Linked DNA regions of Homo sapiens: region 1 is linked to region 2. A link is an interaction called in ENCODE POLR2A ChIA-PET data of the cell type or tissue named here. Cell type or tissue: GM12878. All regions are shown on one strand. Links, peaks and the distances in the headings refer to the core of each region. The heading gives the core; the rest is flanking DNA.

Region 1 (7,388 bases), core at 2,452-4,951, 340 kb after region 2:
CCCACTAACGGGGGTGAGGCCTGGGAACTGCTGGGGAAGGGACCAGCTGTAACTCAGAGCAGGCTGATTTTGATGGGAGAATGGGAGCTGGCTACAGGACAGGAAGGAAAGGGGAGAGTACACCCCAGGAAGAGAAGAAAGCACATGAGATGGCCTGAAGCAATAACAGAGCCCAGCCCAGCCCAGCCTGCCAAAAACTACAGGTCAGTCGCTTATTGTGGCTGGAACATATGTTGTAATACAAAGAAGTCTGGAAACCAAAGCTGAAAAATTAACAGAGGCCAGTGGATGAAGGGCCATGTATATAAGTCTAAAAGCCTAGAAATCATTCCAAAAGCCTGGCAGAGCGGGAAAAAGTGTAAAATTACAGGACTCAGGCCAGGCACAGTGGCTCATGCCGGTAATCCCAGCACTTTCGGAGGCCGAGGAGGGTGGATCACAAGATCAGGAGTTCAAGAACAGCCTGGTCAATATGGTGAAACCCCATCTCTACTAAAAATACAAAAATTAGCTGGGGTGTGGTGGTGCACACCTGTAATCCCAGCTACTGGGGAGGCTGAGGCAGGAGAAGCTCTTTAACCCAGGAGACGGAGGTTGCAGTGAGCCGACATCACGCCACCGCACTCCAACCTGGGCAACAGAGCAAGACTCCGTCTAAAAAAAAAAAAATTACAGGACTCAAGGTAAAATCCAGACAAACCCTGATGACAGTGCCTCCTTGAGCAGACACTTAACATCTCTGATCCTTTTTCTTCATCTTTAAGATGTCATTAATAACTTCTTTATACGCATGGAGATCAAATGAGATGACATATGTAAATGTGCTTTTTTTAACTGATGGATTGAAATAAACAATAAACCCAGTATCAATGAAAAAATATCACTATTGTGCCTACTGGAAGAATAGAATTGTGAGGATTCTATTCTCACAATATCCTCCTCTGCGACTAGAGGAGGGTGTACCCTGGACACAGCACTGATCACCCAGCTGCCTCTGGAGATCCCAAGGCCAAGGCCACAAGAGCAGCTGAGCAGGGACACAGTTCTTACTCTCTCACCCCATGAACCCCTCACAGCCACAGAAGCAGAGAATCAAGCCCTAGGAAATACCTGAGCTAACACCCTGACTGCTTCAGACCAGACCCCAGGAGAGGCCAGAAATCAGCACCCAGTCCACACCTCAAGTTGGCTGCCTAGCCTGGGTTCCCTGCCTCTCCAGAACTTCCCCTTTGACCCTTGACTTCAGAGCCCTGCCCAGCTCTACTCCCTCCAGGCCCTGCACAGCAGAGGGGAGCCCAGGAAACTGCAGCTCCTACTCTCAGAAGCCATTTACCTGCACTGCACCCACTGGTGGCCACAGAGAAGAATAACAGGAAGCAGAGTCTGGTCATTGTCCTCTAAGGAAAAACAAGATGCACAAGGTCACTGGCTGGCCCTTCCTTTGTCATCCTCTCGTTCTTACTTCCTAACCTTTCTGAGTCAGGAATCCTCAAATGGAAAGTGATGGGCTCATGAGCATTCTAAAACCTCCTGGAATATGCCCCACGGCTGTCCAACACTACAAATACCCAAGGGGCCATGGGCTCATTTCCCTGAAACTCTAAATCTCTAAAACTGAGACCTGAGCTGGCATCATTGCTCCCACACACATGGATCAAAAACATTTTTCTCACCAGCATGGACAGCATCCTTACAGATGCCAGGAGCTGATAGTTCCCTTCCTGTGGACACTCGGAGCTCCCCTGCAGAGGATCCTGATGAAGGGTGAAGTGCTGGTCCCTTTATGTGGAGAGCTGTGGAGAGCCAAACCACCTGAGCCCTGCCCAGCCCAACCCTGAGCAGCCTAGGCTGCTAGCCCCTCCCTCTGAAGCCCTTCCCTCTGAGGGTACCTGAGCCTGGGACCGTGGAAATGAGAAAGGACGTGCGACTGGCTGGAGGAGCAGGGAGCTGTGTTCCTGGCCACACAGGTGACTGTCGCCATCTGAGGAGGGGCATCCTGCTTTGCCAAGGCAGGCCATACAATGTAGCAGTATCTAATCAGATTCGTGGATAGGTCACAATCCTCCCCTGCGTTCTCCCTCTCCCACCTCCCCCAGATGCCCTGGCCCCCTAGACACAACTCTGTCAAGAAATCATCCTTTTAGACTGAGGTGACACCTCATGAAAAATAAATTAATTAATTAAGAATAATAATTGGCCAGGCACAGTGGCTCACACCTATAATCATAGCGCTTTGGGAGGCCGAGGTGGGCGGATTACCTGAGGTCAGGAGTTCAAGACCAGCCAACATGGTGCAACCCTGTCTCTACTAAAAATACAAAAATTTAGCTGGGTGCAGTGGCGTGCACCCGTAATCCCAGCTACTCTGGAGGCTGAGACAGGAGAACTGCTTGAACCCAGGAGGTGGAGGTTGCAGTGAGCCAAGACTGCTCCACTGCACTCCAGCCTGGGCAACAGAGCAAGACTTCACCTCAAAATAATAATAATAATAATAATAATAAATAAATGGGAAAAGAAGACATCATCCTTCCAATCTTTCCTCCAATTTCTCTATGAGGCCTTCCCTGACACCCCCATCACCAGACAAAGCTGATGGATCCTTCCTTTGTCCCACTATACACTGTCCAAACACTAATTATTGCATGTATCCTGCTGTAATTTTATTGTTTTATTAACTCTGTTTAGAAACAATTTGAAATTTATTAAATGTTGCAAAAATAACAATAATATAAAGCCACATATATGCCCTTTACCTAGATTCAACTATTGTTAATATTTCACCCCATTTGCTTTATCTTTCGTGTTCTCTCTCTCTCTCTCTATATATATATAGATATATGTATATAAAATACACCCACACACACAAAATTTTTTTCTGAACCATTTGAAGGTAAGGTACATACATCATGGGCTTTTACCTTTAAATAAATGCGTATGGGTTTTTTTTATTTTGTTTTGTTTTTTGACACAGAGCCTCACTCTGTCACCCAGGTTGGAGTGCAATGGCATGGTCTCAGCTTACTGCAACCCCCGCCTCCCAGGTTCAAGTGATTCTCCTGTCTCAGCCTCCCGAGTAACTGGGATTACAGGCACCCACCACCACGCCCAGCTAATTTTTGTATTTTTAGTAGATACGGGGTTTTGCCATCTTGGCCAGGCTGGTCTTGAACTCGTGACCTCGTGATCCACCTGCCTCGGCCTCCCAAGTGCTGGGATTATAGGTGTAAGCCACCATGCCTGGCCAACTGTGTGTTTTCTAATAATAGGAATATGTCATGTATAACCACAGTACAATTATCAACATCATATTATTAAAAACTCTTTTTTTGGGCTGGGCGCGGTGGCTCACGCCTGTAATCCCAGCACTTTGGGAGGCCGAGGTGGGTGGATCATCTGAGGTCAAAAGATCGAGACCAGCCTGACCAACATGGAGAAACCCGGTCTCTACTAAAAATACAAAATTAGCCGGTCGTGGTGGTGCATGCCTGTAATCCCAGCTACTCAGGAGGCTGAGGCAGGAGAATCACCTGAATCCAGGAGGCGGAGGTTGCAGTGAGCCGAGATCACACCATTGCACTCCAGCCTGGGCAACAAGAGTGAAACTCCATCTCAAAAAAAACAAAAAACAAAAAAAACTCTTTTCTTTTCTGTAGAAACGGGGTCTCCCCATGTTACCCAGGCTACTCCAGAACTCCTGACCTTGATCCTCCTGCCTCAGCTTGCCCAAGTGCTAGGATTACGGGCGTGAACCACCGAGCCAGCCTGTTAACTCTTTTTAACATAACTGATACTTCCCTAGAGTATCATCAGCCCAGGGGTCATGGTGAGTTAGCATTAATGAGACAGGAATTTCTCTGGCTTTCATGCCCTCCCATTGTAAGGAGACTTCTGGTCCCCTTTTAAGTCCATAATCCCAAGGGGCATCTTGTGTGTGCTAACAAACATTTCTCCATTCCACACATACTCCCAGCCCACCCTGACTCCTTTCAGCACTGCCTACTGAAACCACAGTAGGCACACACCACAGCTGAACACCAACCGTATGATTTGGCATCCCTGCTGCCTCTGATGCTGGATCTGGTGTCGGGACAAGTTGCTGGTGTTTAAGGCACTGCTTCCTCTCACTCCCAGGCCTCCGGCACATCTCTTGCTATTCAAGGCATGGAAGTCATCCACCTCATAGGGTGCTGGAGAAGGGAAACGCCTCACTGCTCCCATGATGGGCACCAGACCAGGACATGTCTCCAGGTGTCTCAGTGACCTCAGTGACACTGTTCTTTCAGTGTCTCTTGCAGTCTGTCTCTCTCTTGGACTCAGACAGGAATCTAAGGAGACGAGGATAGAGGACAAACCTGGAAGATGTCATACTACTCTGATGGACCTTTGTCTCTGAATACTAAGATACTATTATTGGAAAGATTTTGTAAGCTCCTTCTCCTGAAACTTTTGAATTTTTTTATTTGAGTATTTATATAGGTATTTGCTTAATACCTGTCTCCTTCTTTATAGAGACAGAATCTATGTCTGTGGTTGTCCACCAGATGTCCAGGCCTATGCACAATGCCTGGCACACAGTGGGCCTTCAATATGCATTAGTTGAATGAAAGAAATTGACTCCAGGTGGTACTAAAAAACACACATGAACGCTTCCTCCAATCCAAAAAAATTTTAGGAATGAAAATGGCCAATGCAAAATTTTACAGTTTTCTCCCCTTTGTTGTAATTACTCTAAGCCATGTTTCCACCATCAAATACTCAATAAAAGTTAGAATGCATGCAACAGCTTGGTGTTTACCAATGCTTTGGAGGAAAAAAGGAAGAGATGTGGTGTCCTGTTTGGGAAAGAACAACAGGACAAAGGAAACCAGACAAAAACAATGGCATCCCCAAACAGATGGATGATAAGGAATAGATGAGAGCCCAGGAACTGGCTGAAATGCAGAAACACACAGGAGAAAAATAGGTCTCCTTGGCACTCTTCAGTTGAATTGGGTAATTTTCTACAGTAGATTTTTCCCGCAGTACCAGAACTACTGGGAATGGCAATGAAAACGTAGCTGGAAGAAAGGGGACCTGAGGCTTCCATTACATATTCATAAATGTTTATTATCCACTTAGTACCTTTCTTTGTAAATTCTGGATTTTTTTTTTAAGACAAAGTCTCACTCTGTTGCCCAAGCTGGAGTGCAGTGGCATGATCTTGGCTTACTGCTACCTCCACCTCCCGAGTTCAAACGATTCTCCTGCCTCAGCCTCCTGAGTAGCTAGGACTACAGGCACGCACCACCATGCCCAGCTAATTTTTGTATTTTTAGTAGAGACGGGGTTTCACTATGTTGGCCAGGCTGGTCTTGAACTCCTGACCTCATGATCCACCTGCCTCAGCCTCCCAAAGTGCTGGCATTACAGGCATGAGCCACCAAGCCCGGCCAATTCTGGATATTTTAAATTTCATTTTTAATACCTCTGGCATTAATTTTCATGTAAATCTGAGGTGAACATCTAAATTGATCTTTCTTCATCTTGCAAATTTTTTTTTCCCAACATTGTTTATGGATTGTTTTCCATCATAATTTTTTTTTTTTTTTGAGATGGAGTTTCGCTCTGGTTGCCCGGACTAGAGTGCAATGTAACGATCTCCGCTCACTGCAACCTCTGCTTCCCAGGTTCAAGCGATTCTCCTGCCTCAGCCTCCCAAGTAGCTGGGATTACAGGTATGTGCCACCACGCCTGGCTAATTTTGTATTTTTAGTAGAGACAGGGTTTCACTATTTTGGTCAGGCTGACCTCAAACTCCTGACCTCAGGTGACCCACCCACCTCAGCCTCCCAAAGTGCTGGGATTACAGGGATGAGCCACTCCACCCCGCCTTTCATCACAATTAGTGCCTTTAGTAGGCATTAAATGAGTTCTTACTTAGGGTCGATTCATCTATTTTTGTACGAGTACTATGTCGTTTAAATTATTACAGCTTAACAACATATTGTGATTCCAAGAAGGCTAATGCCTACATTTACACGTACATATAAAATAGTTGTTTATCAAATGCAAAACCTTATTAAGTGTTTCTTTGGGCCAGGCGCAGTGGCTCACAACTGTAATCCCAGCACTTTGAGAAGCTGAGGTAGGAGGATGACTTGAGCCCAGGAGTTCCAGAACAGCCTGGGCAGCATAGTGAAACCCTGTCTCTAAAAAAAAAAAAAATTAGCCAGGTGTGGAGATTTGCACCTGTAGGCCCAACTACTCAAGAGACTGAGGCAGGAAGATCACTTGAGCCCAGAAGGTTTAGGTGGCAGTGAGTAATGATTGTGCCACCAAACTCCAGCCTGGGCCACAGAAAAAAAAAAAAGTTTATTTTTTATTCTTCCTTGTATATTTATTTCAGACTAACTTTAAAAATCAAAGACCAGGCCAGGCGTGGTGGCTCACACCTGTAATCCCAGCACTTTGGGAGGCCAAGGTGAGTAGATTCACTTGAGTTCAGGAGTTCAAGACCAGCCTGGGCAATATGGCAAAACCCCATCTCTACAAAAAATATAAAAATTATCCAGGAGTGGTGGCACACGCCTGTAGTCCCAGCTACTCAGAGGCTGAAGCAGGAGAATTGCTTGAACCTGGGAGGCAGAGGTTGCAGTGAGCCAAGATTACACCACTGCACTCCAGCCTGAGTGACAGAGCAAGACTCCGTCCCAAAAAAAAAATTATAATAATAATAATAACCCTTTTTAATATATAGTTCAGAGCTAGTTATTTCCTTATATGTCTAATTTCCTCATTTGCTCATCTTGGACAAGCATCAGCAACCTTTTTTCTGTAAAGGACCAGATAACAAATACAATAGACTTTATGGCCACATAAGTCTTTGTTGCATATTCTTCTTTCTTTTTTGTTTGCTTGCTTGCTTATTTTTAACAATTTTTATGTGAAACCCTTCTTAGCTCACTGGCCATGCAAGACCAGGCCATGGTCTAGAGTTCGCCAACCCCTGATCTTGAAGACAAGCAAAGGGTATCAATGTTATTCTCTTCTGTTTTTCCACCCACCCACCTCCTCCTGGAATCTATCACAAGACCTGGTCTGCAGTAGAATCTTTGTATAAATTTGTTTAAAAAAATAAATCTGGCCAGGCATGGTGGCTCACGCCTATAATCCCATCCCTTTGGGAGGCCAAGGTGGGTGGATCACTTGAAGTCAGGAGTTGGAGACCAGCCTGGCCAAAATGATAAAACCCCATCTCTACTGAAAGTACAAAAATTAGCCAGGCATGATGGCTTGTGCTGGTAGTCCCAGCTACTCGGGAAGCTGAGACACAAGAATCACATGAACCTGGGAGGTGAGGTTGCAGTGAGTGAAAATCATGCTACTGCACTTCAGCCTGAGTGACAGAG
Region 2 (5,414 bases), core at 411-2,910:
TCTACCTACACCCCAAATGTCCAGATTCTGGCCTATACAATACCAAGAATTGCCTTCATGTTGAAAAACTACAGTGTCTCTACATCTAACCACGATCCTTTTAGCGTCTCTATCCCTTCCTTCAAGCATATCTGCTTCTCAACTTCACCATGCATCCAGTTTTTCCATCCTTCACTTCTTAGTCCAGTGATCACTCTGTCACAGTTTTCTTTCTTCCATCTCATCTTTCATCTCTTTAACCACACTCTAGCTAGAATTTTGAAGATCCTACCTTCCTTGTCACTTTTGCACTTAGTAAATCCTAAACTTGGATCAGTCCAACATGTCACACAATAGCTTTTCCAAACCTCCTCTCTCCTCAAGCCTGCACTCTTTTCCCTAGAAAAGGAAATAATTGACTAACATGGAACCTAGACTCCTACAATGCCAGAGCTGGAAAGAGTCATACAGTATGTATTTCCAGCTTCTTCATTTTTTTCCTGTGAAGACTCATGACCAGAAAATTATCCAGTGTTGCCCATTATTTCAAACACTGACGTTTAGTGACTTTAGGAGAACTCTTGTTCTTGACTCCTGTTCCCTACCTTCCTCTGCTCTGGATGGAAAACTGTGAATGTCCAACAGGCAAGGTAGACTGGCCAGGAATACTCTAGGAAACATGACAGGTTCATCTCAAACAAAATATAGAACTTACACCTGGTTTCTGGACTTGGGCATAGATCGTAAGGCTTTTTTTTTCCACTGTTGTCTGGTAATGGTTCGTTTTACCTGGTGAAAAGAAACCATAATGGTTATCTCCCTCTGGTCCCCAGCAGGAGCTCCTTACTCAGACCTGGTCTTTACTGTCCTTTGCATACCCACTTTCCCCAAGGGCACAATGGAAACAAAGCCCTGAGTCCCAGCCCCCCTGCACATTTGTCATATTGTCTTAGGTTAGTTACTTGATCACTCTAGGCCTATCTGTGAAATGGGATTTGAAATACCTGCCTCACGGGGCTGTTGTGATAATTAAATGAGATACCACTTGTAAAGTGTTTAGAACACTGCCTGGTGCATAACAAATGCCCAATACGCATTAGGTGTTTTTCTCATTGGTGTACCATTCAATTACTTTAATCTCTGTTGCTCAATGTGCATATCTGGTCTCCTAATAGGATTCTAAGTTCTTTGAGGGCAGGGCTAGTTGTTTATACCTCTTTTGTATTTTCCAGCTGGTAGTATGTTGCTTCACTCACAGCTTTCTCACCTCCCTATTTCTGGGGGAATTGATGTGTGGGAGGTAAGGGCGGGGGGACGTGTAAGAGGGATGTTCCACCTGGGACTATTTAGAAAATAAAGCAACAATGTCATTCTGTTGCCCACCATCTGGAAATTTTGCTCAGGGCCTAGGGTCTCTGGAAATTAATAAGTTGCAGAATATTTTAATTTTTAGCCAATTTTAAAAAGCTTTCTTTTTAAATTATAGGAGTAATTTATTCTCATCATAAAATAAAAATTGTGAAGAAATATATAAAGTATAAAGTAAAAAGTATAAATCCCCTTCTTCCATTAACCAACCCAATTTCATTCCCAAAAGAAACCGTATTTTTCAATACCTGTGAAAAGAAGTGGGAAAAAAAAGAAGAAACCATTTTTAAAAGTTTGATGTATATCCCTGTAGATCAGCTCTGTGCAACAGAACTTTCTGAGATGATGGAAATGTTCCATATCTGCAGTGTCTAATACAGCTTACAGACACGGGGCTATGGAGCACCTGAACTGTGACTAATGTCACTGAATTTTAAATTTTATTTAATTCAAATTAATTTAAATTTAAAAAGCCACATGTGGCTAGTGACTACCATATTAGACAATGCAGTTTTGGATATTTGCTATACTTATATAGACTTTTTTCCACACAAGAGGTGTCATTCTGCACACACTTCTCTGTAACTTGATCTTTTCACTTAAAATGTATTGAGGACATTTTTCATGTTAGCACAGTAGACCTATCTCATTCTTTCTAAAGTTGCACAGTATCCTTTGTATACATCATGCAGCAGTAAGGATGGTGGGAAAGTGGCAGACTGAAGGATGGAGGTTTATTATGGGATTATTGCAAAGTCCAGGCAGAGGCAATGGAGGCTGGACCCAGAAAATCACAGCCTTTAAGGTAGACTTATTTTAACACCAGTTAATTTATTCTCTTAAAAAACTGGGCTGGGTGCAGTGGCTCACGCCTATAATCACAGCACTATGGGAGGCTGAGGTGGGCAGATCACGAGGTCAGGAGTTTGAGACCAGCCTGGCCAACATGGGGAAACCCTGTCTCTACTAAAAATACAAAAATTAGCCAGGCATGGTGGCACGCGCTTATAATTTCAGCTACTCAGGAGGCTGAGACAGAAGAACTGCTTGAGCCCAGGAGACAGAGGTTGCAGTGAGCCGAGATCATGCCATTGCACTCCAGCCTGAGTGACAGAGCAAGAATCTATCTCAAAAAAAAAAAAAAAAAAAAAAAGGCACATCTCTGAGGAAATAGCATTTTTAGGAGAGGCACATTTTTCTTTGGAAGGGAAAGGCCCAGTGTGTATGTGGTGAGCATGGTGGAATGTGCTGCGTGAGGGTGTGAGTCTTGGGGAGGAAATGTGGGGCAGACACTGATGAAGTTCCAGGAATTCAAGGAAAGTCAACATGGGATTTTTTGTGTGTGGGTATGAGCACGGTGTGCCTAGTGGTTTCAACTTCGCTTTTTTGGTCAGAGTTGATCCTGACTGAGGAGTGTGCGTGAGTGCGTGTGTGTGTGTGTGTGTGTGTGTGTGTGTGTAAAATGGAGGGGAGGACTCAAGAAGCAGTTGGAGGTAGCAGAGGAGGTTCAAGTTAGTCCCCACGAGTGTTTGCAAAGTAAGACATGCCTGCCCAGCACTCTCCTAGGTGCTGTAGTGGCTACAAATAGAGTAGAGAACAGACTACAGTCCTCAAAGACTTTCAGTCTTGCAGGTCAGCTCAGAGTCAAATGTAGAACTGGAAGGACAGTCCTAAATGGTCAGACAGATGGAAGAGGTGAGGTTGATTGTTGCTGCTTAAAAGGACCATTGGACCAAGATAATTTAGTCTCAGGTTATTTTCCCCAGTGCAAGAACAGGTTTTTAGGAGTAAGCTTAACTCGGCTCCAAGTCAGCAAGGTCTTAGGCTCTAAGGAAAAAGTCTTGGCCTTAAAATTAGGACATCTACATTGTAGCCATCATTAGCTGTGTGGCATTGGACAAATCACGTCATCTCAATGGGTCTTTTCTCTTACCATAACTGTAAAATGAGGGCATAGAGTATCTAATATCCTTTTCAGCTTTTACCTGAAGCATAAAGTCTTATGTTACCATGACTTAAAATATTTTCAATCTGTTCTAGGTATTGTTTCCAGATGCTTCCAGTGCAGCTTCTCCTGGCCATAGCACTTACACATTGCCATTTTAATTCATCTACACTAAGAGATCTGTCTATCTGTCTATGTATCTATCTGTCTATGTATCTATCTATCTATCACCCATCGATGGGAACCACTGTGTTCAGTGTTTTCTGTGTATTGATACCAATCTCCACCACAATACCATGAAGTACATAGTATTACCCCTGTTTTGCAGACGAGAAGTTAAGTCATTTGATCACACAGCTTGTCAGTAGCAAAATCTGCATCTGAATGTAAGTTTGTCTAATGCCTATACCCACATTCTTTATCAGTGTATTCTCCTGGACATGAAATTGCCAAAGAGTCATGAAATTGAAAAGCCTTCAGCGTCAGGCTGCATTCTGATGATTATAGCATTAGAAGCTGCCAATATAATTTCTTTAGCAAGGTTTTATGAAAGGTGCAGCAACTAAATATAAATTTTACCGCAAGTTTGAGGCAGTTTTGTGTGTTGCTAACTTACAAGGGACAAATGGTGAATGGGGTTGAGGTGAGGATGGGTATGTGTGTTGGGGAAGGTAGTGGGGAATTGTGGGATGGGGAGCACTATTCCCTTAGAGCACAACCATGTGATAAGCCAAGTGTGGTTGAGGAAAGAGTATGGCGTAGGATCCCAGCAATTTTACTAGGTAGGTTAATGTGGATAAGTTAAGTTCAGTTTTCTCATCCTGGGTCATCTCACTATTTCCTTATAGTATGAGCTAAATGTGATTGCCCTACCCCGAGCCCCATAGGCTGTCAACCTAATTTCTATCTGAATCACCCATCCCTCCTACCTGGCTAACTCTTAGATGGAGGAAATGAGACACAAGTAGGTCGCTGTGCTATGATCTAGATTTTTTTATATATGCAAAACCAACATCAGAGTGCTGAGGTAAGGGCTTTTCTAAGAAGGTTGTGTGTAGATGACACTGATCTACTTGAGAATGAAATCAGTCATCAGCTCAGTGTTATGAGGATCAAGTTCTATCCTTACCATGGGAAGGCAGCCGGGGCATCTCTCCTGGTCTTGGGTCAGGACATTTTGACTCCAGTATTGGTTGGTAGTAGTCAAGGTGGCTGAGGGGAGCACAATGCCCTGAGATATTGTATCATAGGGAAATTTGGAAGAGAGGACAGGGGATGGTACCTCTAGGCACTTCAACTGCAGGGGAATAATTGTGCCTTATTGGTTTCATTCTAACCCTGGTGACTTTTTGGATGAGATCCAATAATTTTCTGAATTCTGTTCCCAGTGAATACTCTTAAACCTCTTGTTCACTTCTTCAGCATCCTGTGTTTACCCTGATGGCAGTGCTAGTCACACTAAACTGAAATTATCTGAATAATGTCTCTCACATTAGAAACCTGTGGCTCTTCTATTTCTTTCCACAGCCTAGTAGAGGGGATCAAGACATGTTGAATTAGACTGAATTAAGCAAGGTCCCAGGATATGTTTATCTACTATTTTTGCAAAGGTGGCCCCATGCAGAAAGCCAGAGTTGTGAGAGCAAGTCCGAGCCTGTGGAGAGAGGTCCCCTGCTTACCACAGAGAGTGTGATAAGAATCTATTTATTGCCAGACACCTACCTCTTCTTCTCAACTGTAGTATTACCACCATGATGAGAATCATGATGACACCCCCTAACAGCCCAGCATACACTGCCCATGGTTTTGTTTCTGGAAAAAAAAAGAAGTCAAAGAGCAATCTCAAAAGTATTCTGAGCTTAAAAACATCTTACATGAAAGTGGGATAATGGAGCCTCATGTTCTATTTCTGCATTCTCTCCCAAGGGAGACGTTTGTTTTCATGGTTTTAGAGGTCAGCTTTAGACCACTGAAAATTTTTGTATCTGTTTTCTTATTCTAATTTCTCTCACTATACTTTCACATTCTTAATTTCATGAAGATTTTTCTATCCAAATGCTTTATTTTTAACTCAACTACCACATGTCTAACATTAAATTATCTTCATCTCTCCTAAGTCAAT

What was found. Peaks named below come from ENCODE experiments on the same cell type or tissue, not always from the same donor. Only the 100,000 strongest peaks of a DNase experiment are listed, where the experiment ranks them.
Region 1: POLR2A ChIA-PET joins it to region 2 with 7 read pairs; 2 of 35 experiments call an interaction of 5 or more read pairs at or near these places.

Annotation. Positions count from the first base shown.
Region 1 is chr1:160,953,054-160,960,441 of GRCh38, forward strand. It overlaps ITLN2 (intelectin 2), which reads right to left and starts at 1,756. Exons shown (of 8, transcript NM_080878.3): 1 at 1,674-1,756; 2 at 1,334-1,397. The coding sequence starts at 1,688. In GM12878, for the core only: no CTCF peak of the experiment used is centred there; no DNase peak of the experiment used is centred there.
Region 2 is chr1:160,619,082-160,624,495 of GRCh38, forward strand. SLAMF1 (signaling lymphocytic activation molecule family member 1) reads right to left here. Exons shown (of 7, transcript NM_003037.5): 4 at 5,015-5,104; 5 at 695-768. Among named protein-coding and RNA genes, the nearest start is that of SLAMF1, 25 kb to the right of the region's middle. In GM12878, for the core only: no CTCF peak of the experiment used is centred there; no DNase peak of the experiment used is centred there; H3K27ac peaks cover 949 bases.